2 separate regions of the Mus musculus genome follow, and region 1 is linked to region 2. The links are chromatin loops, found by intact Hi-C in ENCODE. Cell type or tissue: left cerebral cortex. All regions are shown on one strand. Links, peaks and the distances in the headings refer to the core of each region. The heading gives the core; the rest is flanking DNA. Region 1 overlaps Fam177b. Region 2 overlaps Susd4 (sushi domain containing 4).

What was found. Peaks named below come from ENCODE experiments on the same cell type or tissue, not always from the same donor. Only the 100,000 strongest peaks of a DNase experiment are listed, where the experiment ranks them.
Region 1: a loop joins it to region 2, with 2.2 times the contacts of the local background. A loop is called at or near these places in 2 of 42 quality-filtered maps.

Annotation. Positions count from the first base shown.
Region 1 is chr1:183,246,444-183,262,255 of GRCm38, forward strand. Fam177b reads right to left here. Exons shown (of 6, transcript XM_030244966.1): 6 at 7,857-7,886. The coding sequence ends at 7,857. Among named protein-coding and RNA genes, the nearest start is that of Fam177b, 21 kb to the right of the region's middle. In left cerebral cortex, for the core only: no CTCF peak of the experiment used is centred there; a DNase peak (open chromatin) is centred at 7,583.
Region 2 is chr1:182,859,297-182,875,108 of GRCm38, forward strand. All of the region lies in intron 5 of Susd4 (sushi domain containing 4), which reads left to right. Among named protein-coding and RNA genes, the nearest start is that of Tlr5, 88 kb to the right of the region's middle. In left cerebral cortex, for the core only: CTCF peaks have their summits at 7,213 (motif pointing left) and 9,299 (motif pointing right); DNase peaks (open chromatin) are centred at 7,265, 8,782, 9,280 and 9,794.

The sequences.
Region 1 (15,812 bases), core at 3,801-11,800, 390 kb after region 2:
TCATGAAGGCTTCTGTTAGGATTAAGTAAGCTGTTAGAAGGCACTCAGTGCAATGCCTGATGCATGGCAAATGGTCACTGCATATTAACAACCAAGAAGTTCATGATATATAATCTCAAAATGCTATACCTGTGAAAGTTATCAATATATCGCCTTCCCCCACTTCAGGATCCATCCATTGTTGCTTGCTCCATAAAAGTGGATATGGGCTCTTTGGTTTTTCCTTTTGTTTAGTTGGCAGTAGCCCTTGTCAACAGAGGGAGATGGAGAGACACTGCAGGAGAGGCTTTCACCCTCCTGGTTCTGGTATGTTCTCTCCAGCTCTGGATCACATACACGGCTTCCCCGGATCTTAGCTCCTATAGTCCAAGCGGCTTCTTCAGTACCAGCTCTTTTATTTTTCAAGATTGATTTATTTCGTGTATAGAAGTATACTGTAGCTGTACAGATGGTTGTGAGCCATCATGTGGTTGCTGGGAATTGAATTCAGGATCTCTGCTCCCTCCAGACCTGCTCACTCCGGTCCAAAGCTTTATTATTATATGTAAGTACATTGTAGCTGTCTTCAGACACACCAGGAGATGGCATCAGATCTTATTACAGATGGTTGTGAGCTATCATGTGGTTGCTGGGAATTGAACTTAGGACCTTTGGAAGAGCAGTCAGTGCTTTTAACAGCTGAGCCATCTCTCCTGCCCCAGGATCAGCCCTTGATGTACACACAACAGCACCCAGTGGACAATAGCTGTTCCTCATGCTTGCCCACAGGAGGTTTGGTTACCATGGTTACCATGGTGCCTCCGTTGAGACACTCATGCACAGCTTTTCCCAGCACATGGGAAAGAATCTCCTGACACAGTAGTTCTCAAAATTCCTAATGCTACAACCCTTTAATATAGTTCTTTATGTTATGGTTACCTCTGAACATAAAATTATTTTCACTGCTACTTCATAACTGCAAGTTTTCTCCTTTTACTAATTGTAATATAAGTATCTGTTATGCAGGCTATCTGATGTGAGGCCTCCTAAGGGGTTGCCACCCACAGTCCTGTTTTCAGAGAGCAGGTTTCTAGACAGTTACATTGCTATGCCACCATGGTGATTTCTCTGCCAATCTATGAACCAAAGTTATTTCTTCTCTCCACAGCCAGAGCACTGAGGAACTGGAGAACGCTTCTTGTACGTGCTGTCAGCACAGACGGTGAATGACTGATGCACATGTCTGCTATTCTTATGTTCTTCCATGCTCTCCTTTCTTCCTTTAACCTCATGCTGCAGTAATGACTTTTCATATTAAACATCACCCAGGGGCCAGGAAGGTGGGTAAAGGCACTCACTAGCAAGCCTGACAACCTGAGTTCAGTCTCTGGAAACTGAGGTAGGACAAGAGAGTCAGGTCCTGTAAGTTGTCCTCTGACCTTCTTATGCACACACACACACACACACACACACACACACATGTACATATGTATGTACATACATACATGCAAACATGCACAAATACACATGTACACACACATGCACACACACATGCACACATATACACATGCAAACACACATACACATACACATGCACATGTACACACATATGCACATGCACATGTACACACATACATACATGCACACATACACAGGCAACACATACACACACATGCACTCACACATGCACACATGGACACACACACACACACACAAGAACATGCATGCACACTAAATATAAACATTCCCCATTGGTATTACCATTCTGTTTCTTTCCCTTAATTGGATGCAGACTGATACAATTGTCTTGAGACCAAAGAATCTGAGAACCTTGGCCTTAGAACGTGAGTTGCATGTAAATGGCAGTTATCTGTGTCAGATAAGTTTAGGGTGTTTTGAGTGATAATGAAATAGGAGTCTGCAACACAGGCACATAAAAGATAAAAAAGGCACTATAACTGTTCAAGAGAGCATTGCTGTAGTCAGCATTTTCCAGTCTGATGTGACCAGGTATGGTAGGGTGTGTGTGTGTGTGTGTGTGTGTGTGTGTGTGTGAAATCCTAGGCAAAGACAATCACTGTAGCCAGTGCATGAGAAGAGGGGTGGTATCACTGTAACCACAGGCAACAGCTTGGACCATAAGGCTTCACATACAGACTAACACACACACACACACACACACACACACACACACACCACACACATCACACACCACACACACCACACACACACACACCCCACCACACACCACACACACACACCACACACACATACACACATACACACACCACACACACAGGTGGGGGTGGTGCAGAGACAGAGTAATATGAACTCTTTTAAGTTAGTTCTTGTATCAAATCAACTTAGAACAAAGTTTTTTCCCCTAAGGGTTAGAGGATAAATCAAAGTATGAAAGAGCTGCCAGTTCACACAGTAGTAGGTCACCTTCCTAAGTGACAGTACTTCCAAATGGCTACACCTCCAAAAATATGAGGAAAAGTAGTTGCTGACATTGAAAGGTTGACTCACAGGCAGGTATTCAAGACCAGGGGAAACCGTCTAAACTTCTGCTCGGTCTCTAGATGTGGCCCCATCTCCTTTACATCTCCAGCACTGAGCTCAGCCTTCCTTTGAATTCAGTACATTTGTGCACCTGTCATGTGCACGGGGCTTGCACTAGATGCCGCGGATGCTGCAGATGTGAACAGGTCAGGATGACCTTCCAGAGGCTTGGGTAGAAGGAAGGGGTTAGATATGAGATCTAGACACAGTCCTTCATGCAACGTCACTCTGTTTGTATTTGAAGGTGGTAGAAGGAAGGCTGGGAGAGCTGAGAAGAGGGCATGGGAAGAACAAAAATGGAGGTATGAAGAGGGGAAGGAATGAGTGGAAACTTACTTTCCCTAGGAGTCAGGCTAGCCACCCACAGCACTGCTTTCACACGGAGTTACAGATACTGAGCATGGTCATGCTCAACCTCCTGAGAGACATTCATGTGAGATGATGGCACCAGAAGTGCCTTTCCCTTCATTCTCTACCAAGCATTCTCCACACAATGAGTTGGTAACTGCCAATCAAAAGATGCTGAAGAAAACGCTTGGGATGGCTGCTCCCCATGTTGGATTCATTTGCTGGGCAGAGAATCTCATTTCCACATGGAAGGAGAGCATAGTTCACGTAAGGTGTCCCTGGGAAGAGTCCTCTGGAGCAGCGCTTCTCACAGCCCTAATGCTGTGTCCCTTTAAGCCAGTTCCTCATGTGGTGGTGAGCCCCAACCATGAAGTTATTTTGTTGCTACTTCGTAACCATAATTTTGCTGCTGTTGTGAATATGTGATATGCAGGTCATCTGACATTCCACCCCTGTGGGGTCTCGACCCACAGGTTGCGAACCGCTGCTCTAGACACCTACATCAAGATCCCCTCTTCCTGTGTGCCCATAACACGAGGATTTTCAAAAACTCACAAGGGGTCTTTCATTGCTCCTGTAACTAGGAACCACTGTCTTATGGGATCCTGGGAGGTGGGTAGTATCTTACAACCTCAGAAAAATGCACCTATGCCCAAAAGAACAGCAAGCAAGCAGGTGCAACACCTGGTAACTCAGAGACATCGAGTTACTTTCCCACCCCCAAAGTTTCTTCAGCAATAGCACCAAGATGAAAGAGCAGCTCAGGGAGGAGGTTCACGCCCCCCAGCCGTGCCATCATTAATATTTTACTGTCCTTGCTCCTCTTGGCTCTAGCTATCCATCCCTCTGTCCATCAGTCACAGTGTTCCGATGCATTTAAAACGAATTCCGGACCTCACGGCTTTTCCCCGTAAGTATTTCAATGTGAGGGCCATTAATTAAGGCTCATATTTCATCTTTATTCTATTTGCAGTAATGGTAGTACTCGGGGAATTCATAAATTGCATTGTATGTGTGTATTCATGGTATGTGTGGAGTCAAGAAGACAGGCTTGGGTGTTATGCCTCTGGGGGTGGGGGGTGGGGCAGTCCCTTGGTTTTTTTTCCTTTTTGAGACAGGATCCCTCACTAGGACAGGAAATTCGGTGGTTAGGAGGCTGTGAACTGCAGGAATCTGTCTGCTTCTGCTACCCAGAGCACACCACAATTCCAAGCCTTAAAAAACAAATCAACAGAACAAACAAAAACAAAAAAACAACAAAAACAAACAAACAAGCAAAAACCAAAGCCATGGATTCTGAGGCTATAACTCAGGTCCTTCTCATTGCAAGTACCACACAGGCTGTGCTCTCCCTAGCCTCCAGATGCACACATTTTAAATGTTCATTGTGTAACCCAGTATGTAAAACCGTGTGATTAAAACTGCTACCAAGATATAAAACATTGCCACACCCTTGGAAGTTCCCTTGTGCCCTGGCCCAGTCACCCCACCTCTCCCAGGCTCCTGCTTCTCAGGGCCAAGCACTGTGCAGGTTTCCCCAGCACTGCACTGTGCAGGTTTCCCCCGCAGGCAGTTTGGGCTGTTCTGGAGCAGCATGCTAATGGAATCCCACAGTGGAATAAAGCATGCAACCCCCTATTCAAACCAAAGCTTCGATCACTCAGTAGGCTGCGTTTGAACTTCACACTTTTTCTTGCATGAAGTTGGGTTTGTTTGGGTTTGGATTTGGTGTTTTGTTTCGTTCTGTTTTGTTTTATCACTAGCTTATATTCTATTTTGTAGATACATGGGGTTGTTTTCCCATTTCTCTATTGTAACACTGTGTATTTTGTAACCAATTATTGGTATCAGACTGTATTTGTGGGAAGTATTTCTACATTCTGTTAAGACCTATCTTGTACAAAGTAAACGCCACACACACACACACACACACACACACACACACAGAGTTACCTGCCTCTTGGATTTAGAGCGTTAGAACACTGATGGTGAGTGATGTGCGCTGAACAACTCTAGAGACCGTGAAAAGAGCAGAGGAGACAGAACACTTTAAAGTCAAAACATCTATTTGTAAGTATTAGTGTGTGTGCGTGTGTGCACATATGAGGTCGGAGAACACTTGCAGGAGTTGGTCCTCTCCTTCTATACGTGGGTCCAGGGAATTCCACTCTGGTCGTCAATGTTGGCAGCAAGTGTATTTCCCTACTAAGCCGTCTCCCTAGCCCCAGAGTACTCTCAATACTTACAATTTGAGTTTGTTTGTTTTTAGAGGAAACCTCCTTGCCTTGCATCCTGTTTCAGTGATTCCATAATCAACCCAGCTGCATTTTGTTATAGTTGATTTTTTAATATTTGCCTCTCCAGTGAACTAGAAGCGCCTTCACAGCATAGAGCCTGGTACAAGATAAGTATTTAGTAAACATTTCAAGAATGATCAAACGGAACTGGCAAAATGACTTGACAAGTAAGGTTACTTGCCACCAAGTCTGAGGATCTAAGTTTGATACCTGGGACCCACACAGTGGAAGAAAACTGACACTTGCAAACCTGTCTTTTGACATCAACATCAGCACCATACCAAGCGATCCCCTCAGTAGAATAAATGTGCTTTCTAAAAAGGAGTGAATAAACAAATTTAAAACCTACACTGAATGATTTCCTTACCCAGGCTGCTGACTGACTGTGTGCTCTGCATGGTTTAGGCTGACTGTGTGCTCTGCATGGTTTAGGTGGCATTTGCCTAGGTCTGTGTCACATCTGTGTCTATGGACTCTTCCAAGTCCTTTCTCCTTTGTATGTTCTTTACTTCTAGCCTCTCTCTCAGAACGGATGCCTGGGGTAGGAATGTGCATTAGACTCCTTCAATAGAGAGGTAGGGCTGAGGACTGAGAAGTGGAACCGATGGCCCAGAAATCAAAGCTCACCCTTGGAATGCCCTGACCCTGAATCACAAAAGGTGCTAAGATCTTGAAGTCCCACTTCCTGATTCATCAAAAAGACCAAAGGATGAAGAGTACCTTCAGACCCTCTTGGATTCCAGGAACCAACATGTCACCTGACAGTAGATAGCCTTCAACAATATCACGTGGAAGGGATAAGGAAGGGGAGGGAGAGAAGCAAGGGAGAGTAGCTTCGAGCTGTAAAATGGTTTCGCTAAAACTGTCATCAGAACCCAGTTCTCTCCCCCAGTCCGGCTCAAATGCCACCATCTTTTTGGCATCTTTAGCGTCACTGATCACATAAGGAATGGCATCTACTTCCCTCTTCCTGACGGCAACTTAATTATGAAAGCAATCTTCTCACATCGCCGCCACAGCTGCTACTTCCAGGTACCTGAAATGCCGGTGCCCCAGCTGTCTTGATTGAGGCCCAGTTTGTAGGAAAACAAGACAAAATACTTTGCTGCCTTGATTCTGGTGGGAATTTAATTTAATTAGCATCTGATTTACACAATGCACTTCTGACAGCTGTGTTTGTAGAGTCTCCGTGGAAGCGAGAAATTACCATCCATTGAAATCATCATCTAGACTTATTTATCATCCTGCCGCATCTTCCCAGCCTTGAGCGCTGGGGACTTCTGTGTCTTTCTGGCACGCTTCAAGAAGGTTAAGGTAAATAATACTAAAGTGAGTGCACCGGGCTTTGCAGGGGTGCTTAGTGCAGGCTTGTTCTGCAGCCTTAATCGGGTCAGGGCTGGAAGGGAGAGGCCTTGGAGGCTTGATCAAAGGGCAGATGCCTTTTCATGTTGGGTTTTAAGAAAGATGAAAGATCTCAAATGAAAAAATGCTTAACACCTGGGCAGGAGCTGCTGGCCACTCTGAGGAGGGTGGCTCAGGGTGGATGGGAGAGACCGAGGGTAGACACACACCGGGACTTCTTCAGGACCTACAGCTTGACTGAGGCAACTAAGAAATTGGGGGAGGGGGAAGTGCTTAGGTTAGTGACTGCCTGGCTCATAAGAAATCCTTGTTGGGGCTGGTGAGATGGCTCAGCGGTTAAGAACACTGACTGCTCTTCTAGAGGTCCTGAGTTCAATTCCCAGCAACCACACGGTGGCTCATAGCCATCAGGAATGAGATCTGATGCCCTCTTCTGGTGTGTCTGAAGAGAGCAACTGTGTACTCACATACATAAAATAAATAAATCTTTAAAAAAAAAGAAAGAAAAAGAAATCCTTTAGCCCCTGCTTTACAGGTCTTTTACTTAAAGGGTTTACAAGTGTTACTATGTATCTTGTAACTGGGAAGCCTCCCTCAGGGACCGAGAGACATTCTGGAGAATATAGTCATTTGTAGAATAAGATGGCCTCCTCCAAAACTCCATGGGAAGGCAGGATCCTAGCTTGTATCATCCCTGGCTGATGCACACAGTTAATATAAGTTCCTGCCCAGCCACCGGCCTGTTAAGTCCTCTACTGTCCGTTCCCTCTAATGTGCCTCAATCAAAATGGCACTAAGTTCCTCCTCCTTCTTCTGTACATGTTAAAATAAGTCTCCCCTTTTCAAAGTGTTGCACAGCAGATCCTGCGAGGCACCTCCAAGTCTGATCTTAGGATGATCCTGAGCTGGATCAAATAAAAGTCTCCGAACAATGGAGTTCTATGCTCAGAGCAGGGAGCTAATTGAAAAGTGCTGACCAATATTACAGCAAAGGACTAGAACAGTAAAAGCCTTGAAGGATACCAGCAAAACCCAAGATATTGCTGGACTCATTGACTCTCAAAAGCCCTGGAAACCCCACTCACTAGCCAATCAGAGTGAACCTGCCTCCCATTTCCTGGTTAGCTAATTTTTCAACAAAGCTTTTTCCTTTGTCATAGTATTGGCTTCTCTGTACATGGGTGTATTTGTTTCCTTGCTCTGGAGTCATCCAGACAGGACTGAAGGATCTTCAGAATGGTTAAGCCCAATCAGTTCACTATCCCTTGTGTTGAATAAACCAATCATCTAAAGAATTATTAGTGTGGCTTAATAGATCATTATCACACCGGGCAGGGCCTGTGAGATAAGATATGTACACATGAAGCTCAGAGAAGGGAGAACATGTGTCTAAATTTGGGTGCAAGGAGGGGGAAGGGTATTCAAAGAAGTGACAGGCGATTGGAGTCTAGAATGAAAAGACTATTTCATTGCAGGTGATAGTCTTGATGGGAAGAGATAAGAGTTAGAAATCCCAAGGGGAGAAAGTATGCAGAGATTAAAAATCATGATATAAGACCACTTTCAGGGAGCAAGGAACTTTGCTGATTGAGATAGGAAAGAGAGATGAGTTAGGCATTGTCCAGACATAATGGTGAAGAATTTGACGTTGTACTCTGTTGCCATGTTGATCTTTGAAAATGATCAAGAAGAGAGACATGACAAGATTTACAGTTGAGAAGGAAGAGTCTTGTGTTCCACAACTAAAAGCAGTAATCAAAAAAATAGGCCCAGGGGCTGGAGAGATGGCTCAACAGTCAAGAACAATGACTGCACTTCCAGGGGTCCTGAGTTCAATTCCCAGCAGCCACATGGTGGCTCACAGCCATCTGTAATGGGGATGGCTCAGTGGGTAAAGCTGTTGCCATGAGGACCCCAGTCTGGAGCCCATGCAATCCCAGGCACAGCACTGTGCATGTGGAATCCCAATGTTCCTATGGTGAGAAGTGGGTAGGGGTGGAAGGATCCAGTATACTGAAGGGCTAGCTAGCCTGATGTATGCAGCAATGATCAACAAGAGACACTGTTTCAATATAGTGCACCAGTATCCAAAATTATCCTCTGACATCCACACATATGAAGTGGGACATGGGTACATCACACGCATATGCACAAAAATTAATTATACATATGTATATATAATGTATATATTATATATATATATACATATACATATATATGCCTGTCCATTGAAATGCGTTTTCAGCTATTGGAAAGAATAAAGCGTCACAATTTAGCATGGCAGCAAAGAGTCAAGTTTGTAGCTTGCACAGCAGCAGGAGTGGTGGCACCATTAGAAAGAGAAACACCCACCAGAGAGGCTGCTGGGAAAAATCAAAGCAAAATGTCTCCTAGCTCAGCATGTCACTTGTGTACCTGAAAACACCCATTTCCCAGAAATCCTCCTGTTTTATACAAGGGTAATGTTAGAATTGAAGTGCAGTTTATAAACTGTACAGCTTAGGACTTCTCAAAGTGGACTTCTTAAGCTGCTGCTTTCCGGGATACTATGTGCACAGCCCCTCTCGTCACAGATCCTTCTGGAAAGAAGAGTATACTTTATTTATCTGCCTTTTACAGCTCGCCAGTGCACATGAATGTGGGAAGGATAAGCATTTTTCACTTTGTTTAACCAGACTCCTCCAAAGATTAAGTTTTGGAGATTCCCCTTTTCATATTAAATGCCTTAATACCCAGAAGAAGATATCGAAGGTATAGTAACAAACACTAGATCAGATATCTGACATCGGGGGAATTCAATGACTTTTCTAAAAGCATGTGCACTCTGAGTAGCAGAGTAAGGGCTAGGATTACCACGACTGACTCCTTAGCCCGGGCTTGGCTGTCTCTAGGTTCCTGGTGTCTACAAAGGTGGCCTATGGGTCTTCACCAGCCAGAGTGCTGACTCTGGTTTTTCTGTCTTTCTCTGTCTCCTCTCTTCCACAATATGCAAGAAGTTCCTCCAAGTCCCCAAGATTTGTGAGGACCTTTAACTTCTCTTTTCCTAGCACTTCCCACCTGTCCACCAAAAGGACTAAAGTAGTCGCTACCAATATGGGGACAAGTTGCCAGGGAACCCTTCCATCTTAGCTTGACCTATGTTCCTAACCCACCCACTCTATGAACAAAGCTCTCTTTCTTTCAAATTTTTCTTTCAAAATCTTTCTGCCATAGGTAAACCCTCTGTGCATATTCTGACTCTATACTGCCTTCCTCCTTCTTGTAGAATCTGATCCCAGCAGCCAAGCATCCACACCATGATGGGATTCTCTGAACCAAGGTATGAAGATCTCCCCTTAGAATAGTGGAAACGGCTCTCCACAGACCCACCTTTCCTCATCACCTATTTCCCATACAGATCTAGGATCCATGTATAGACAGACGTAAGTAAACATTGAGAGGTATCCTGGTTGCTGTTGTTTCCTGTTGCTGAGATAAAATATTCTGAAAATAAAGCAACTTATGGGAGAAAGGGGATTATTTCAGTTTATAATTTTGGGTTACAGTCTATTATTGTAGGGAAGTCAAGGCAAAGCAGCAACTTCAAATAACTAGGCATATCACACCCACAGTCAAGAACAAAAGGAGCCGGGCGTGGTGGCGCACACCTTTAATCCCAGCACTCGGGAGGCAGGAGGATTTCTGAGTTCGAGGCCAGCCTGGTCTACAAAGTGAGTTCCAGGACAGCCAGGGCTATACAGAGAAACCCTGTCTCGAAAAACCAAAAAAAAAAAAAAAAGAACAAAAGGAAATGAATGAACACATAAACACACACACACACACACACACACACACACACACGACTGCTTGCAATCCATTTGGCTTCTTCATTGTTATACAGTTCAGGACCACCCCTGCCTAAGGAATGGTGCCACCCATAGTGAGCTGGACCTTCCCATATCAATTAACTTAGTTAAAACAGTCTCCTGCAGGCCAACCCAAGTAGGCAATCTGTCATTGAAACTCTTCTTTCTGGTGAGTCCAGGTTGTGCCAATTTGAAAATTAAAGTTACCACCATAGGAAGTGTTGAACATATTCTGTTTCCCACAAAAGTCATATTGTGGCTGGAGGGTAGAAATGTGAAGAGAAAGACTCCAAAGTGGACACATGAAACAAACAAGTTGGCAAAAGAAGACTGAAAACCCCTCTCCACTGGGGCTTTGTGTAGCGAAAAGAATATGTTCCCGCATAGCCCACGGCATACATATTCAAGAGAAAGTAGGCACCATGCAAATGACCTATGAGAGTCATGAGATTGTTGATGCAGGGCTTTTGAGCAAGTCTTTCCTAGCTCATTAGCACACTCTCATCTAAATTATCTTTCCTTTCCTTAATAAATTATCTCTCTGTCTATCACTAACCATCTGTCCTGGTGCAATTCTTTCTCCTGGGTCACAAGAACCTGGAAATTTCAGCCACTGTCCCTGGAGTCTAGACATACTCAATAACACTCAAAAGAATTGAAACAGAAATGCACATAGAAGAGAATTTTAATATACACTCTCGCTGCTCAGTGTTCTGCTTTAGTTATTGTCCTAGACACCAACAGAACCAGGGTAACACTGACAATCACTGATGCTGCCCTTGGGGGCCATCTTGCTTTGTCCCTGAAACTAAGACATTTCCACCAAGACAACTTAAGACAAATCTTTACCTTAAGATACATTTTTTTGCCCCAAATCCACTCAATTCTAAATAGAGTTTTGTCTGTACTGTCTTACCTTACATAGCTGGTCAGCCTGAGGGCAACTCTGATGAAAACATAAAGGTTGCAGAGGGGGAAAGGCCACTTTCATCTAAGGCATCCCCTGAGAATGCTTCACGGTTCTTTTCCCAGAAAATCATACTGCCGACTCAAAATAAATGAGATGGCCCGAACCAGGCCACCCCACTGGAGAAGAGCTTTGAATGGTATGCTCACACTGCATTTGGTTAACATCACTTGCTCCAGGAGACCTGTTCTTCTTAATCCTTCTCAGGACAAGCCATACAAACTAAGAAGCTGGAATTAAGATGGAAGTCTCTTGAATATTCACCAGGCCTTTCCTTGACAAGGCATTCTCCCCCGCCCGCTCCCCCAAATTCTGAGCATTCCCTTGTAGTCTCTGGTGAGGACTCCTGAGCCTGTCTTTTATCTTCTCATTGTCCCAAAGTAAGCTGGATGGGGACGGGGAGTTTGGAATTCATACTGTGTTCTACATACTTAATCTGCGAGCTGAGTGAACGCAGACCTAGGCTTTTCTTCATAAATATTAGAGTCTCTGGTGGTGTCACCTGGGGTGCCAAAGGGAGCCAAGATAAAGGGTTCTGTGCAATACTGGAAGAGTGTGAACACGTTTAAATCTAAGTCATATGAAGCAACATAAACAGAGCACAGAGCTGTTTCTGCAGGTTACATCATGGGAATGACAGGCCAACAGGCTGGTGGGGTTGCTCAGTGGTAACTTCTTTTTTTTGGGGGGGGGGTTGTTTTTTTTTTTTGTTTTTGTTTTTGGTTTTTCGAGACAGGGTTTCTCTGTATAGCCCTGGCTGTCCTGGAGCTCACTTTGTAGACCAGGCTGGCCTCAAACTCAGAAATCCGCCTGCCTCTGCCTCCCGAGTGCTGGGATTAAAGGCGTGCGCCACCACGCCCGGCTCAGTGGTAACTTCTTTTTTTTTTTTTTTTTAATATGTAATAAACATGGGTTTATTTCATAAATGCAAAAAGAAACATTCAAAGTAAATTAATTGGATTTATAATATTAACAATGCATAAATGTGAACTGTATGATCTTTTCAATAGATACATAAAAATATTTCTAAAAGTCTTACTGGGGTAGGTGACATGACTTTGATTGTAAAGGTGCTTGCTGAAAGTGGGAGAAATAGTTTTCCTTAGGGAAGAGCCCCTCCATTGTTTATTCAACTGCTGTGGCCCTGAAATTACATTATTTTAAATGTCTGTTTCTCAAGCGATACTAACACATATGAATAAATGAAGAATCATAGAATATATGTGTTGAGACACACAACAGATGTATGTATTTCTTGTGCTTTTTCTTTGGCTTTCGTTTTTCTGTTTGTTGTGTTTGTGTTAGTCTTTTTTTTTTTTTTTAACTTATCTTACTTCATTTTCTTTTCTTTTTTTTTTTCCATTTTTTATTAGGTATTTAACTCATTTACATTTCCAATGCTATACCAAAAGTCCCCCATATCCACCCACTCCCACTCCCCTGCCCACCCACTCCCCCTTTTTGGCCCTGGTGTTCCCCTGTACTGGGGCATATAAAGTTTGCAAGTCCAATGGGCCTCTCTTTCCAGTGATGGCCGACTAGGCCATCTTTTGATATATATGCAGCTAGAGTCACAGTGGTAACTTCTTAATGACTATTGAATGCCATCATATGATGAAACTATGTTCATCAGCGTTCTCCAGGGAAATAGACTCAACTCAACGGGATTTATTTAGAGGCCCTGGCTCATGTACTCATGGGCCTGGCAAGCCTAAAGTCTAGACAGCTGGTTAGTGGGCTAGAAATGCAGGTAACATTTCATCCTGTTGTTTTGTTTTGTTTTGTTTTGTTTTGTTTCCATATGTGTATCTAATGGATTTTGATCATACTTAACCTTTTCTTATCTGTCTTCCATCCCTCCCTCTGGACCCCTTCTTCCCCTGCCCCCCCCCCCAATCCCCCTCTTGTTTTCATTATGACCCACTAAGTTTAATTAGAGTCTACCCCTGAAGAAAAGCCACTCCTCGTCACCACAGCAGCTATTGATTTCTAAGAGCTCCTTGGATAGTGGGGACTCTTAGGTGTCCCTTCCCCCATCCATGCTAAGATGTTAACAGGCTTGATCGTGTGCAGGCCTTGTGCTGGTGACCAGAGTTGCTGCGACTTTGTAAGTGCACTACCCATGTCCTGTCTTTGAAGACACTTCCCAGCTCAACGTCCACATTCTCCAGCCTTTCTGTTCTTCTACCCCTCTTCTATGATGGTCTCTGAGCCTTGCAAACAGGAGTGCTCTGGCTGTCCTGGTGAGGACTGAGCACTCCACAGTAACTCAAAAACAAAAAAAGCAGCTCTCCTGCTCAAGGGCAGAACCAACCTGAAAGCACAAAGAAACATTAGAGGGCAGTTTGACAATGCTTACATGCTAAAGTTTTGAGACAGATCTTTTTCCCTCCCTCAAAACTCTAGTTTTGCTCCTCAAAAGCCTCCACTAACTGTCTTAGGCCCACCCAGACTATTGACTGCTATTACCTAGAGTCAACCAACTGTAGATGTTAACCATTGTCTACAGAATATCTCTACAACCTAGATTAGTACCCCAAAAATCTGGATCCTGTTCAGATGATACATGGAACTAAGGGATGAGTGGCCCAGTACTTCAGAAGCAGAGGCAGAAAGATCTTCAGTTGGAAGCCAGCCTAGGCTACTTGGTGTGGTCATTTCAAGAAAGATGCCTTGATTTACCAACCACCTCAGCAGCCAAAAAGGAAACTAGATATTTTAGTCAGTTGCCCCAAATTAGCATTTGTAGCTCCATATACAATTTCAGGAACCAATCTGCTTACAATTTGAAGAAGAACCAATACCAATATATTCTTCAGAGCCAACTTGCCTGCAGGAAGATGCCATCTTACTCGGACAATGAGACTTAAGTTTCCTTCATTATACCTGAAGACTATCATGAATATTTAATTTAAGGCTATTTCCTACAGAACTTTACTCAATTCTGAATAAAAATTTGTCTCTATTACTAGCCTCTGGGCAGCCTTGAAGAAAACAGATAAAATTCCAGAGAGAAATAACATCTACTTCCTTTCAAGTAATTTTTCCTAATAAAAATACTGCCCCTCGGAATAATCAAGATTATTGGGACCATGCTTTGCCCTCCCATTCTCAAGGTAAGCGATGCGGTGCTTCCTAGAGAGCTCCATGCTTTCCCATCTCTCCCTTGAGAAGCTATCTGCTATGCGTGCTCACTGGTGACAAAGCTCTGCAAGGTACCTGGGTATGAAAATGGTTAAAGGTTTGCCTGGGTTCGCTCTGCTACTGGTAGAAGAACTAATTATTGTTCTTACAGTTGGAAGTGGTGCAATTTGGCAGGGGATAGAAAATTTTTATGGGGATAATTGAAGGGCATCGTCACCAAGCAGCCTGCAAAGATGAAAAGGCTCAGCTCTTCCTGGCAGGACTGCTCACTCAGGGAAAGGCACTTGAATGATTTATGTTGGTGATAAAGGTTGGATGCCTGTGTGCATTTGTCAAGAGCTTCTCTGATCACCTTAGGCTTTCTCAATCGTTACTCTGAAGGTTAAGGTCTGGGTAGCTCAATCATTGGCAAACTAACCTTGATTTGCCTATGTTACACACAATAAAATATGTTGATAAATAATCTAAAATACCAACAATCAGAAAGTCATTTAAATTTAGATTAATCCAGAAGACTTATAAACATCAGATATGTACCTCTTACAGTTCTGGAAGCTGGAAATCTCTAGGTGTCAGCGTGGTCAGTGTATGGGACAATCCACATGATAGACCTTTTAACTGACTGATTCTGGCTTCTTATACACAAATCTTCTTAAGAGGGACTCACTGTAGCAACCTAATCATCTCCCAGGGCCCATCCCTAAAACAGTCACAGTGAGATTGAGGTTTTGACATTGAGTCCACACGGAAGCTGGATTTGTGGGAGAGGGGTGGGGACACATTAGTCCCATAGTTCAACTGACCTGCAAACACTCACTGACCTCAAGGGGAAGCATTCTCCTCTCTTCCTATAGAAAAGAAAGGTAGCATGTGGGAATGTTTGCTGGGCGGAGCTCACTTCCCCATACATCACATTCTGACTTATGCCTCAGTTACGTTTCTACTGCTGTGATAAAACACCATGATCGAGTAACTTACAAAATAAAGCGTTGAGTTGGCTTACAGTTTCAAAGGGTTCAAGGCATAGCAGCAGCCACAGCAGAGAGGGCATATCCTAAGACACAATTGAGAAGGAGAGCGAGACAGAGACAGAGACAGAGACAGAGACAGAGACAGACAGACACACACACACACACAGAGAGAGAGAGAGAGAGAGCAAGAGCGAGAGCGTGCATTGGGAAAAGAGTGAGGATTTTAAACCTCAGAACCTGCCTCCATGACACACCTCTTCCAACAAGGCCACACCTTCTAACTTTCCCAAACAGTTCTACCATCAGGGGACCAAGCATTCAAACAATATGATTCTAC
Region 2 (15,812 bases), core at 5,324-13,323:
GCCAAAGCTAACCAGTCCCTCCAAGTGTGCAGCAGCATAGGCTGCTTCCCTGTTGCTTCCACAGGAGAAGCAGGGCTGGGGGTGTCCTGTGAGAAGTGGGCGCAGGCAGAAGGTGCTCAGAGCAATGGGAGAAGGCTTTTATTTCTAAAGGAAGGACCAACATGCAGAGAGTCTGCCAGAGCCATGCAGCTTCCTCAGACAAGACTTGAAGAGGTGGGAGGGAGGGATGACTGCCCCATGCAATTCATTCTGCTAAAGTCCTAGGCTATGCCTTAAAGTCCCCACACATTCCTGTCTCCACGGGGCCAGATTTTATAGGGGACAAAGGACAAGATAGAAGGTTAAAGTTGAGACACCCTGGTACATTTGAAATGCCTATAACAAAGAAGTTTTCAGTAGGAGCATGCAGTAGGAAGTGTGTGTGTGTGTGTGTGTGTGTGTGTGTGTGTGTGTGTGTATTGACTGTTTTGTACCCATTTGTTAAAGCTGGCTAGTCTAGTCTCCAGAGACAAGGTTAACCCCGTTTCCAGTGTAGTCGCCTCACCGTTGTCTGCATACAGTGGGTGGGCCATGGTGAGCACTGGCTGTCACTAAAAGGCCCACTTCTTAGTTCCTGGAGGATTTTCCATATTCACATAACCAAAAATCAAGGGTAGTTTGAAGATATCATTGTTATGATTTTGTCAAATTGAAATGCCTGTTTTAGGATCTTTTCAAATTTGCCTTAACTGCATTTCAAGTAGTCAGAGACTATAAGCTTCACTGGGGGACTTGGAAAAGCAGCCTTTTATGGAGCCTGGAGAATATGATATGGATAGACATAAAACAAAATCTGACTTCAGAGGCAGTGATCTAAGGTTATAAACAGGGAGCTGAGAGCAGCTTCTAGCTGGAAATGGGCTCCGATGCTGAACACAGGCGCTGGCTGCTGCCAGACTCAGCCCTGGCCACGGAATGATCCAAGAACCGTCCGTGCCACGAAGGCCATTCGATGCCTTCCCCACCCCACTCATACTACTTTTTTTAAAAGATAACTTTTGCATCATTGCTTTTAATGCCCTTCCCTCCAAAATATCCAAGGAAATAATTTGTGAGCCCGTTCAAAGCAACACAGACTGAAAGAAAAAGCTATGAGTCTAAACCCACAGGCTTACAAGTCTAAACACATGGGCAGAGTAAGCCGAAGGGGTGCCTGCTGCTCAGACCACAACTAGTAGCACTTGAGGAGACACTGAAGAAGTAGAGAGCTCCCCCCCACACACACAATCTACCCCTTCGAGTGCCTCCCTTCTCCCCTCCTAGGTTTCCTCTTCTTCCTGTCATATGAAGTACATGTTTCATATCATTTGATTTTTCTTTATGGTGCAGTAAAAACTACCCAACTGTGCCATGTATCCCATACTCCTTGGGGCTTTAAAATCCATTAGCGTTCTGACTCCAGCAGGGAGTCAGGTGGACAAGAGTTCTCTAAAAAGCTTTCCCCAACCTCTTAAACACTTACAAAGCCCCAGTCTCCTACACTCAGTGGACCTGTCACTCCTGAATGACACAGTAGCTGTCCCCAAACCTAACATGATCAGTAGCCTGCTCAATGCTCACAGCACTGGAGTCAGTCCCCAAGACTCCATAGACCAGGCATGGTGGCACACACCCATATCCCAGCACTCAGAGAACCAGGTGTTGAAGGCCCTCCTTAGCTAGAAGATGAGTCAACCCTAGCTACACAACACTCTATCTCAAAAATAATGAAACAGAACTGGGGAGCTGGCTCAGTGGCCAGGATCATAGACTAACTATTCTTGAAGAGGAACCAAGCTTGCTTTCCAAACTTATGTCATATGGCTCACAGCCACCTGTCACTCCAGGTTCAGGGGCATCCTTCGCCCCTGGCCTCCACCTACCTGCTCTTATGTGCACATACCAGACACAGACACACACACACACATACACACACACACACACACACACACACACACACACACACACACACACACCCGAGATTGTAAATAGAGTAGAATAGAAAGTGATTTTGTATAAGGCTTCATTCACTATGATAGCAAATGTAATACTTTAAGGAGTATTTGACATCTAGTGCTAGTCAAGGGCACTGTCACTCTTAGATTTAGGTATAAAGTCACCCTCAGTTAGTTATGGCTATGATTAAAATGCCCAGGCTTTAAGACTCACGTATTGTGACTCTATCTGGTTGGTCCAGTGCTATTCTGGCTCCCTGCTCCTTCTTAACTGTGTTTGGAAATACTTCATAATAACAATGATCACTTAAGAGGGGTGGTAACACATGCTTTTAATCTCGGACCCTGAAGGCAGAGTTTAAGGCCAGCCTGTTCTACAGAGTGGGTTCCAAGACAGCCAGGGCTACACAAAGAAACCCTGTCTCGAAACAAAACAAAACAAACAAAAACAGTGATCGCTTAACTGAAAGCTTCACTGTCTGACCCACCTAATGTCTGTTTCCTGTTCTCAGCTCCGTCTTGCTGATGAGCAAGGCTCAGTGGCAGGTGCAGTGGAGCTGGGACTCAGGCCTGGGCCTCTGTCACTTCAAAGCCATTGGTCATGCCTAGTTAACTAGTAGGCATTGATGGATTGCCTTACAGTCTGACAAGAAGAGAGTCTGGTACTTTTATAGTTGTTTTTGAAGTTAAAAAAAAAAGGGGATTTTAAATAATTGTTGCTTAGTAAGGGATTCATCATTCCAGTCTGGTTGTCTCCCTAGAAGCATGCCAGAGGGAGGACCGTCCCTGCTGTCAGCACTCCTTGATGCCTCCCAGCAGGACCAGGTGTCCCTGGCCACAGTGGAGCCAGCAAGGCAGCAGAGAGCATGGGGCCCCTTTCACAGCCCGTGGCAGTGACACCTTGGTGGCTGGCAGGACTTGTGCAGACTCCCTCCTCCACTTCTCCCTAGTGGGTGGAGCCAACATTTGAATGACAGGTGTGAGTTATCCCATCAAGGTCAGGCTGCACGAGGAGTTGATGGCCTGGAAGCAGAGGCCATGGCAGTCCTATCAAGAGTCGCAAGGACCAAAGGTTGTTGAAGCCCATGATCCTTATACATTGGCCTATTTTTGTAGACCTGTCCGTCTGTCTGTCTGTCCTCATGTGGCTGCATCTTAATTCTTTCCCTTCTCAGGCCTTTTGACCCCTGTGGCTGTTAACCTCTGTCTGTGTCTTTCCCATACATACTCCCAGGCTCAATGCAAGTCTTTTTCATTTTTATTTATTTATTTATTTAATAAAACACCTTTGTTAGTGAGCATGAGCAGTCTCCTGTTCCTGAGTGCTGAGAGCTCTGTTACCTGTCTGCCTCACACTCACAAGGCCCAGAGGAAGAGTGCGCGGGGCACCAGGGAACTCCAAGGAAAAAGAGGGCATGATTCAGTTGTTTGCAGAGTTGTCAGTCTAACAGACTCATAACAGACCTCGTCCTCTTGAGACCCTCATCATTACCATAGTCCAACGTCCACATGCAGCTACTTATACCAAAGTGCACATCAGAGCGTCTGCTCTGGGGAGGGGTGGGAGGGCAGGCTCGTGGGAGACCTCACAATTGCAACGTGAAATTTCTACCCAGGGATAGATGGCTCTTTATTTTCCCAGAGTCTGAGCAGTGGTGTCTTTTCTGTCTGGCCTTAAGCTTTAAGAAGTGTGGGTCTCTCCTGTGGGAAAGGATTTCCTTCTGAATCGCCACAGAGCCCGCCAGGCTGTGTGAATGTCTTAGTGTGTGTAGAAGGTGCTCGCCCAAGGGCTTGTAGGATGTGAGTGTGGGAGAGAGTGTGGGGCATCAGACAAGTGAACTACCCAGGTGACAGTTCGACACTAGTTGTAATCAACTACGCATGCTCTAAATGTTAGAAGGAAGCTGGTGGGCACACAGTTCAGGAAAACAATATAAAACCTGCCTAGAATCCCCGGAGCCCAGTGAGGCAGGACCGTGGGAGGCTGTTGTATGGTTGCAGAAAGGGGCTTGCTTTCTTCAGGAGGATGAATCCTCAGAAAGTGCTTAGTGTCTATAACATTCTCTTAACATCCAGGCTTCCAAATGGACAGGAAGTAGCACGTGTGCTACTCATGTCCCATTAGAGAAATTCCTAGAAACGGTTTTCTCAAATGGTAGGTCAGGAACAGCAGTGATCATGTGATCACGCAAATACAGGCAAGAGAGGGTCAAGAGAAGAGGTGGCTGAAGCATGACCTTGGAGTTCAGAGTCTGTGGCTTAAGATTCCTGCCCACTTAAGAAGTCTGCACCCATATTTGTAGCTGTAAATTATTAATCCACTCTGAGCTCCTGCGAGTGACCCCACTTCTTGCCACCTGCCAGCGGTCTCTGAATTAGCGAATGAAGACACACACACACACACACACACACACACACACACACACACAACCTTTATATTTTTCCATGCCTTGACTCTTGACTAGCTCAATGGTTGGGCACTTCTTTTTTTTTTTTCTCTTTTTTTTTATTAGGTATTTTCCTCGTTTACATTTCCAATGCTATCCCAAAAGTCCCCCATACCCACCCCCCCAACCCCCTACCCACCCACTCCCCCTTTTTGGCCCTGGCGTTCCCCTGTACTGGGGCATATAAAGTTTGCAAGTCCAAAGGGCCTCTCTTTCCAGTGATGGCCGACTAGGCCATCTTTTGATACATATGCAGCTAGAGACAAGAGCTCCGGGGTACTGGTTAGTTCATATTGTTGTTCCACCTATAGGGTTGCAGTTCCCTTTAGCTCCTTGGGTAATTTCTCTAGCTCCTCCATTGGGGGCCGTGTGACCCATCCAATAGCTGACTGTGAGCATCCACTTCTGTGTTTGCTAGGCCCCGGCATAGTCTCACAAGAGACAGCTATATCTGGGTCCTTTCAGCAAAATCTTGCTAGTGTATGCAATGGTGTCAGCATTTGGAAGCTGATTATGGGATGGATCCCTGGATATGGCAATCACTAGATGGTCCATCCTTTCGTCACAGCTCCAAATTTTGTCTCTTTAACTCCTTCCATGGGTGTTTTGTTCCCATTTCTAAGAAGGGGCAAAGTGTCCACACTTTGGTCTTCGTTCTTCTTGAGTTTCACATGTTTTGCAAATTGTATCTTATATCTTGGGTATCCTAAGTTTCTGGGCTAATATCCACTTATCAGTGAGTACATATTGTGCGAGTTCCTTTGTGATTGGGTTACCTCACTCAGGATGATGCCCTCCAGGTCCATCCATTTGCTTAGGAATTTCATAAACTCATTCTTTTTAATAGCTGAGTAGTACTCCATTGTGTAAATGTACCACATTTTCTGTATCCATTCCTCTGTTGAGGGGCATCTGGGTTCTTTCCAGCTTCTGGCTATTATAAATAAGGCTGCTATGAACATAGTGGAGCATGTGCCCTTCTTAACGGTTGGGACATCTTCTGGATATATGCCCAGGAGAGGTATTGCGGGATCCTCCGGTAGGACTATGTCCAATTTTCTGAGGAACCACCAGACTGATTTCCAGAGTGGTTGTACAAGCTTGCAATCTGTTGGGCACTTCTAAACCTTCCTGTGGCTAGCATACGCTCACCTCCCGTGTTCCTGAGTTAACACTTTCTAAGTCCATATTTTATTTTTGCTGCCCTGTTTCCTTCTGGGCAGCGCCCCCCCCCGGGGGGGGCCGCTTGCTGGATGGTTTCTCTCCTGCAGCTCTTCAACCTGATCTTTAAGCTTCGGCATTGTGGCCATCTATTCCTTCTCTCCTCTGCGTTTCTTGTCCAGGAATCCTAAAAGCCCCGCTTCTTTCACCCTCAGCAGCCATTGGCTGCTGGCTCTTTATTGATCAATCAAAAACCAATGGGAGATCAGGGACACTCAGTGTCTGGATGTGTAGATTGCCGTGTGATTTTGGGAGCCTAATTAAGACAGAGCATTAGAACCAATCCCCAACACCTACTAGTTCCCCTGCCTCTCTTAGTTTGGGGGCAAGGATGGGTTGGTTTGGAGTTTACACTGTGTTCACATTCAGGAAGGACAGGAGGAAGTGAGGCTGGGCTATGGAATCACAAAGCTCACACCGGTTTGCTATAGGAAGCTACTCCTTCCTAAGGCTCCACTGCCTTCCAGCCCTTGCTTGAGGTGATCCCTGCCCTCCAGCTGGAGACCAAGGGTTCAGATACATCAGCCTATGTAGGACATTTTACATTCAAACCAATTCTGCCCCCCAACCCCATCCTGCAGTGCTCATGGAGATAAACCAACCCCGCCTACATCCCACAAATCTCATGGCTATCTTCAAATGCAAAATACATTCTAACTTCTAAAGTCCCCGTAGTCTTTAGCTGTCCCAACATCGTTCTAACGTGCGCAGTCTCTTTTGAGACTCGAGGTGCAGTTTTTAGAGGATGTTACAGTCTGTCACGGAAGGGAAGGCGTAACAGCGGATGAGAGAAGTAGTTGGTCACACTACACTAGCAGTCGGTCCCTAACTGCTGAGTTAGAGGATCCTGGCCAGAAGTCCTTCTGTCAGTACATCTCTAGAAATAAACCAGGGCTATGATTCTCTCTAGAAAGGACCAAACATCCGGTGAGATTAGACACTGAAAAGAGAAGACACTCAAATTGTCGCCATTTGCTGTTTTAATTAAATGCCTGTGAGATTCATATTTTCATCTGGCAAACGTTTTTATGCTTAGCTGCACCGGAGTCTACAAGACCCAGAGAGAGAGACAAGTTAGTTAGTGAAGATCTCTGCTGCTCCGGGCCTCCCATAGCTGGCAGTGCTCTCAGTGGGACTCTGCTGCCTGCTCTGAGGCTGGGCAGAAGGGCTTCCAGAGTGAGACCGTCCTGGCTCTGAGAGAGCTGAGAGAAGAAGGCTGGTGAGTCCTTGCCGCTGGGTGGGTCATCTCCAGAGAGTGTGGTGAGCTTTTCCATTTGATGTTCCCCAAGAAGGAGCCTGTCTTTCTAGAGCACTGGTTCTCAACCTTCCTAAAGCTGTGGCCCTTTAATACAGTTCCTCATGTTTGATTCCCAACCATAAAAGTATCCCCATTGCTGCTTTATAACTGTGATTTTGCTACTGTTATGAATCATAGCATAAACATCTGTGGTTTCGGAGGGTCTCTGGGCATTGAGACCCACAGATGGAGAACCTCAACAGTAGAAGCTTTGTCTTATGATGATTTCAACAGTAGCTGCCCCCGTGTGGCCAAGGCTGTCTCGGCCTCATGCCTGTGAGTGAGGTAAAGCTGACCGCTCCTCAGAACCGCAATGCCCAGAGTGAGCCCCTGTGCCTGTCCAAGGCCCAGCTCACAGCGTAGGATGGAGATGTAATCGGTGACGGATCCAGTCACAGAGCAGGCTGCAGTGTGATTGCCTCAGAACCCACTAGTGCCCAGGAGACTTTTAGATCGGCATTCTTTCATAAGAAAAGGAAGAAAAATAGAAAACTGAAGAACTCTATTTGGCCAAATGTGAAATAACTTGAAAGGTTCCAATTTGAGATCAAACCTCAAAGCCAGCTTGGATGTGGAGGACTTTTTTTTTTTTTTTTTTGGTGGTGGTCTTTGTTCCCAAGTCAAAACACATTCAGGTATAAGAGGCAGCTGGCCTGGCAGGTGCTAGGCATGATGTCTCCCTCCTGGGATTCCTGCCTTCACCAGGAAGCACCTGAGGACTTCAAAGCGCAGGCAGCAGGGATCTGAAGTCTTCTGGCTAGAGGCGGCCTTTGTCTGCAACAGAGAACTCCTAGGAGACAGGCTGCCTCACCTCACAAACCCAGCGCCCACTCTCACGCTGGGAGGGGGGTAGGAGGTGAAGGGATTGGGAGGGGGGGGGAGAAGAGGATAGGCGGGCAACTGAGAGCACTGCAGTCCAGCCCCATCCCGAGAGAGTGGCTGTCAATCATGGCCCATGATGAACCCCACTGCTGCCAGGTCACCCCCTCAAGCCACAGGTAGGGTCCTCTGGCTCACAGGTGTGAGCTGCTTGCCGCCTTTCACCAACCAAGCGAGAGAGACTTGGAATCTCTCCCTTTTCTACCTGGTAGTCCAGATAACAAAGGTTGGGTTAGACCTGCAGCTTAATTCTCTAGAAAGTATTCTGCCTAGAACTCTGAAAGCAGAGGAAAGGCAAGACGAACACCACCCACCCATGGATCTGACCGTTATTTTTTTCCTGCGGTGTGAGGTATTGAACCTAGGGCCTTGGACATGCCTGGCAAGTGCTCTGGTATTGAGGTCTATCCATGGCACCTGGTTTTTTAAAGACTCTCCAGGCTGACCTGAAATTTACTGTCCCCTTGCTTCAGCCTCTAGAGTATTGAGATGACAGGCTTGGGCCACCATAGCCAGCCTCCTGATGGTCATTTTGAATTACGGATTACAGAAGACGAAGCTGGAGACATGACCAGTACATCTCCCATTCATTCTACCATGCCAGGCTCAAACACCTCCTCTGCGCGGATGAGCGGGAGCGTCGGAGCTGGCTTGGCTGTGCCCACTGAGGTCTCCACACACAGCTCCAGGCTCTGGCCCTACCAAGTTGCTTGGCATGGAGGAGGGCTCATGCTCCTTCCCCCACCCCTCCCCTCTGTACCAGCATTCTTGAGCATGAAGAAACAATATTCCTGTCACTGTCCTTAGAGCAGTCCCTTGCTGGAAGAGAGGTCCCCCCCCCACTTCTTCCCAGCCCTGACCCCAGATGTATTCTCATTCCCCAAACTGCCTTAGCTCTCTTGTCATGTTGAAGTTCCTCCTCCAAGCCCACACAGTAGGGCCTTGGATCACTTCCTGGTCTTAGTCATAAGCAGGTGTGACGTCAGCTGCAGAGAGCTCTCTGTCCTCCCCAAGCCTTGGATTAGATCTCAGCTAAAACCACTGGAGGCTACTCTGTCTGGACTCCAAGGAGAACAGAAAGGCATAAGAAACATGATGCTCCTGGAACCCAGGGCTTCTGACACCATACCCGTGACCCTCTCCGATCCAGAGGCCCCTTCCTGACAGCTACCGGAGACCACTCTGCCCAAGGAGACTGCCTCTGAGAGGTGTTGGTGGGGGTCAAGATTCCAGTTGGGGTGGCCAACCAGCTCAGTCACACAGTCAGCCCTGGTCCACTAGGAGCGACCGTCCATCCTGTCTGCTTGTGGAGGGCTATCTGAGAGACAGACATGCCCTTTGTCAACTTTCTTCAACCTTGAGTCAGTTCCAAGTAAGGTGTTCTTCTACAGAAAGGAAAGAGGCTGGGTGACTGGTGCCCCTTGGCCTTGGGTGCCACATGCAAGGAACACAGATTCAGAGACAGCCCTGCCCCAAGATGGCGCTCTTTCCCTGAACTTCCCATTGTCTCCCTTGGAGGGACTGCCTAGGCCGTGGTGTGACTTGCTCCTTCCCCGCCACTGTTCGTATAGCCTGGAATTTTAGTGTGCAAAAGACTTTTCTGCATGTGTGTGGTGGGGTGGAGAGGATGGGGCATATGATTGTCCCCAAGATGCACTGAGTGTCCCTCCGTACCATGGCGGGCACTGTGGGAGTTACTTCTCTCCCCCCCACCCCATCTGCTTCTCAGGTAAAGCCCCAGTACCACCCAGGGCTGTACTGAACGCATGAGGCACTGCTTATTAGAATTCAAGTCTTGTTCACCTCAGCTGTAGTGATAATAGCAGTGACCAAGCGGTCACCCGCCCCTCCCCCTCAGCTCCTCACCCTCTGAGTAGACCAGCTGGCGGGGTGGGGAGGCACAGTCTCCATTAGCCTCTCCTGGCCCTTTGGGCTCCCTGCAGACTCACCCGCTATCCCGGCCGCAGCTGGATACGATATAAAATTGAATCAGCAGAAAGCGAAGAAAAGAGCAGTCTCTGCCTTTTCCTCTCTCTTCTTTCTCCAGCGTAGCAGTGAGGCCTCTCTTTGCAGGATGTGCAAGGAGGCCTCCTGGCTTATGCTTGCCCCAAGTTCTCCCCTCCCCCACCACTGCGCGGGAGAGAGGGGTCGGGTAAAACATGATGAGGTGGCTTGGGATTACTGTCCTCCAGGCTCTTGCAAAAGCGGTTCCCCCATAGCTTTGTCCCAAGCTGGTCCTGTTCCAGCCAGCTCTGTTTGACATTTTTCACAGAGTGTGTTCCTACTGGGGGATGATTGGAAAGAAGAGTTGTGGTCAGGTTTCTTTATGTGCTGGCTTGCTTGTTGGTTTGTTTTGTCGTTTGTGCAACCCTGGTTGGTCTAGAAGTTGTTATGTAGCTGAAGCCAGCCCCAAACTTGCGGCAATCCTCCTGCCTCTGCCTCCAAAGCTGAGATTGCAGCTATGTGCCACCACACTTAGCCATAAAAATCTGGAAAATGTGCCCTTAGTTCTGCCTTCCTGAGAGTAGAGGAGTTGCTAGGATTGTAAAACTCCCTGCATCCTCTAGGGAATGGCTAATTTATAACCTCAGACAGGAACCTGGCTTACACCAGGCAAGGTCGTAGAGGTTTGGGGAGCTTATCATCAAAAATGAAGGGATTTTCACTTGCTTTGAAGACAAGTGTGTGTTTCCTAGGCCTGGGAGAGAGGAGATCTTGGGCTTGCTCCACCAGAGGGATTGGCTCTTGAAGTCCTGTCTGAAATACTCAGAGGTCAATTGTGAGTGCAGACGCAGTGCTCTGGTCTGGACACAATGCTAGTGGTTCTGTCCCCCTTTGGGTACTTTGTGCCCTCACAGTGAAATGCCTGTCACGGGCACTGTCTGCCTGACAGCCACCTTGCCAGTGACCCCGAGGAGGTATTGTCTTAGCAAGCAATCCTGTTACTGTATTGCTCGTAAGCAACCGTAAATTCTCCTAATGCTGTTTTCATGCGCTGCTGTACACGACAGCAGAGTGATTACAGAGAAGAGTGGCTTGCACGCCACACCAGCTCTCGGCACCACTGCCGTGCCTAACGTTTCCTTTCAACAGTGAGTTACTGCCAGTGATGACTTCCACCTCGCCAGCTACACAGGCTTGTGCTTCAAAGAAACTTGGTCCTAACATTGAGAACAATCTGTCCCTTCCTCCACCAGGACTCCACTTCCTCCCTCTCTTTCTCCTCCTCTTCCTCCACTGCCACCTCTACCCCTCCTCCTCTTCCTCTCCCTCCTTCACCTTCTCCTTCCTTTATTCTGCCTAAATTGAATTAAGAAACACTGATTTGTCTCTTTAAAACATACACACATTTTTAGAGCTGAAGAGAGGGCTCAATGGTTGCCTGTTCTCCAAAAGGTCTGTATTTCATTCCTAGCAGCTAAGAACTCTAGCTCTTTGTAACTCCAGTTCTGGGGCATCTTCTGGCCTCCCTGGGTACTGCATGCATGTGGTGCATAAACGTGCATGCACACATGCACCTCCCCCCAAAAATAGCCAGATTCCCCCCCCCCATTTTTCAGGAAGACCTAAGACTTCACTGGTGTTCATTTCTAGCCCATCTCATTAGTATCCCACCTCACAGATAGGCTCAGCTCTCCTTCCTCCTCCTCCTCCCACAGACTCACCATTCAGTGAATTTACCCCTTGGCAGGGCCTGCCTTGCCTCCTTTCTTTCTTTTACTCTTACTGGAAATGAGCCCACCAATGTCTATCTCTCCTGGACTTTGACAATGAAATGGTTCTTCTTTTTAAACTTCATTTAGGGTGCTACATCCACTCCAGTAGTGACAAGCATGACAGGCCCCATAAACCTGGGCACTGTCCCGAGGTGAAAAGTTCATGGAAACTTAGTCTCCTGGAACCATGGCATCCTGTATAAAGAATGCTCCAATGTCCTTGCTTTACTTGGTAAATGGATCTGTGTGCTTTCCCTTAATATTGCTTTATTATAAGTGCCTTTATTTGACATATAGCTAAATTAGATTCTAGGCAGTCCTTGAGCCAACCCTGGGCATGGACAGCTAAGTCACTGCCCTACGCAGGAATTTACCATTATCTAGGAAGAAGGAAGTTTGTGATCTAAGGAGGAACCAGAGTAGATACTTAGAACTATAGATAGCTGAGTTACACTCATACACAGGTATTTAGGCCTAGGGGGAAGGTGGACTATATAATAGACTAGAATAGGAACTATGGCAAGGGCATGAAGGAACCATTTCCTGCATCTGCCCCCAAACAGGTTCCCCAGGACAAGGGGCCTGCCTGGTGAGAGTGGCTTCTAAGTTTAAGTTGACCTTAAGGTGGGGTTGTTTTTGATCCCAGTTGTTAACATTGAATTTTATCCCAGTTGGTTCCTGCCAGTCCTTCTGTGTTTACATTCCTCTGTTTTATGTAAGAATCCGGTAACCTCATTGTACCTTGACAGTGTATCACCTAACTTCCCTATTTTCTTCTGTATAAAAAGTTTGATGCTCGATTTGACAAATCACATTCAGATCCAGCACACTCTTTCATGTCTGTGTCTGTCTGTCAATCCCCGCCGACTCTATGCCCATCTGTCCGAACCCCTGATTCCCACGGATTGAGGGGGGCCGACTGGGCCCAGTCCATGGCATTAGGGGGGAAATTTCAACTGAGACCAAAGGAGCAGGACAGGTGATTCTTCTTCCACAGAGAGACCCCAAAGGAAAATCACTCCCCTACCAGGCCAGAGTCTGCCTCCCCACAGACCCAGTCCATCCACTCTCACCTGGCAGGCCGCTTGTCCTGGGGAACCTGTTTGGGGGCAGATGCAGGAAATGGTTCCTTTACTGGGTCCAGGGTCCTCACCAACTATGTCCCTGCTATGGCCTGCAGTCCTTCCCATTGCCCCACAGCTGAGCAAGAACAAAGGTTCTGGAAGGCGTAGCATCAGCTTCCTGGAAGAAGCAGAGAGAATCACCAACCGTGGCCAGTGCTTTGAGCTCCTCAGGAGAGGGGCGGCTTCATTATGCTTGGGATATAGCTGGCCCCTGCAAGTGGGAAATCCTCCATCTTTGCCCTTAAGCCCTAGGATCTCCTCCACCCCTGTGCCAGGCAGGATTTATTTCCCCTTTCCTCTCTGGGAAGTAGGATGGCCTGTATTTCATAGTAATAAAACCTCTTGCAATCAGGTACAACACAGAGAGTAGTAAATCCCCCACATGCATCACATTGGGGCCGTGCCAGCCTGGCAGAATGGTCTGGGATCATTTTCCTTGTTTTCTTTCTCTCTGCCAGCTCCCACCCCTCACCTACTGCCCCTTGTGAGGCACTAGGCATATGAGCAGTAGCCCATAGAACAGCACACAGGTCCCTGCACACCTTGCCTTGTGAAGCAGTGCCTTCGGCAGCATCCAGATCATACTTGAAAACTCCACCGCTCAGCGCCCCCAGCCGTGCGGGCTCTGCGCACAACATGTGCAACAGGCTCTGTACTGGCTCTCTCTCCTTCCCAGGCTTTGTTTGCTTGTTTGCAGACAGGGCACGCCTCTGTTCTCGCTTCCACTTGCCTCTTTGCTACCCTTCCTCTCAGCATTTGTTCATCTGTCATGACAGCGCTTTTCACAGAATAACATGTGCCTTTTCTTGCAGGAAACACTGGCACACTTAATTCTATCACAAGTCTTAGGAACTCTGCCCGTAGGCTGAGATGTAGCCATTTTCTATGCATAACCTGCAACCACACCCAATGAAAGAACCTAGTGGGGAAACCCCCACTCAATTCCCGAATCAGAGTGCACCCAAGGAATCATGAGAGACTGTCTTGATGCAAACACATGAGGTAGTTTAATGACGGAGTTCCAGGCCAACACGTATCTCACACAGGAGACAGAGGTTGTTGACCACGAGGCTTGAAAGCTAAGGGTTTTTATAGAAAAGGGTCTGGGGCTGGGGGAGGAATTGGCGAGGTTTCACACGATTGGTTCATTTAAACATCAGCAGAATGATTACACATCAGAAAAAGAGTATGTGCAGATCAGGGCGTCAGGAATTCTGAGGGCCGGGTGCTTATCTAAGACAGCAAAACATCTGGTTAACATTTAACCCAGGTCAGAAGGGCGGGAGATAGGGAGGCGCCAGGCCAGTCCGGACATTCTTGTATGTCTTCCCTATCTTTATGGCTAGCCAGTTCCTGGGATGACTTTACAGCCTTTGTTCTTTACTCTAGGCCCAAAAAGCCTTCCTAACTAGCAAGTCGCATGAGTCATGGACCTTGAATTTTAATTTTCTTTCACCAACAGTGTGTGTGCACACTTGTATACATACTCACACAGGACCAACAGTTGCCTCTGGATACTCTCTCCTCGTCTGCTAGGGCCTTTTATAAGTTTTATAATAAAAAAGCGCACATTTTTAAGAATGAAAAAAGATGGCCCCAAAACTCAAGGCTCAGCCTGAGAGACTGAGGTGAGAAGAGCTGTGGGCCTTGTGGGTCCCAGGAAGGTGAAACCAGAAGGTGGAGCCTCCTGGTAGGAAGTGATCTTTGATCCTGGCAGCTGAGAGTAATTAAGGGGTTAGAAAAGCACCTAGTAGTGATGCAGTCTTAACATCAGTGCCTGCAGAGCCTGCTTCTCAGTGTAGCTTTTCGTTTGGCTTGTTAAAAGTAGGGCTTGAGGCTCCGAGGTTCGTTACAAGGATTGGGGCAAGCGCAGTGGCCCTGTGAATGGCCAGAGAACCACACGGGGTGGACTAATGTTAATGCTTGAAACAGTAAGAGGAAGGCTTAACATATAGACATCTCCTGCTTCCAGCCTGTCTGAGTAACACAGGGGGCAGGTTGCTAGGGGGCCGGGGACAGCAAGATGTCCCATGGGTAAAGGTGCTTGCTGCCAAGCCCGACGATCTGAATTTAATTCCTGGAACTCACGTGGTTGAAGAAAAACACTGACTCTCACAGGCAGCTCTCTGCCCTCCACACACAAATAAGCAAATGTGAAAATAAAACAGACACCACATTTGTGCTATATTGAGTTGCCCTAGATTACCCTGGTTGCAAAGCCAGCGCCCAGTGTCCAGTGTGGGGGACTTAGGTTCCAGTTTCTTAGCTGCCTCTGGCACTGTACATGAATAGGTGCTAGTTGAGTCAGAGTTACATCCTAAGCCTGTACTCGTGTTCCCTTGGCCACCAGTGCTCTGGGGTGGACTGGAAATGGTACGAGTGTATCTGTCAAAAAGAACTCTGTCTGACTCAAACAGACTGATGTCTGCCTAGAGCTTATGGTAGCTTTTCAGATTGGGAACCTAAGAGAGTCAACCATATCCCTTTTCATCCCTGGGTGTAGGGGCTAAGCCAAACATATGTTCACTAAGCACACAGCTGTGTGTTTACGAAATTCGGTGTCCGGTGTCCAAATGCTGCCGTTAATTGCTCTGTACTGGTGGGCAATATTTCACCCATTGGTGCGTTCACACTTACGAAGGGGGGTATTAGTATTTATTTTAAAGGTGCTAGATTTAATTTGGTTATACAGTTGTAACACTTAATCTTGTGTTCCTCTCAAGCACACACGGCACTATTTCTGTTTTCTTTTCTTTTTCTCTAATCTAAGAAACTGCACTTGATAATGAAACAACTGATGAGGAACAGTTAACTATTGGGGTCCAGTCAGAAACCTTGTAACACTGAGCCATTAAAATGTTCACTGTTCTGTGCTTTTAAGCAAAATTTTTATTGTAATTAAGGGAAATACAGAAGAGAGGAGAGGAGAGGACAGGAGAGGAGAGGGGTAGAGACTGTATGTGTGTCTTGGCTATACAATGAGTCTGTTTCAAAAAGACAAACAAAAATCTTGAGATTCAGAAAACCCCACACTGATTTATCTGTGTGCCAGAGTGGTCTAGCCTGTGGAGGGGGAGTTTGAGCATCACCAGGCTATCCTAGCCACCTTGAGCCTTGCATGGTCTCTGGTGGTGCAGGCCTTTGTGAGCTTCAGA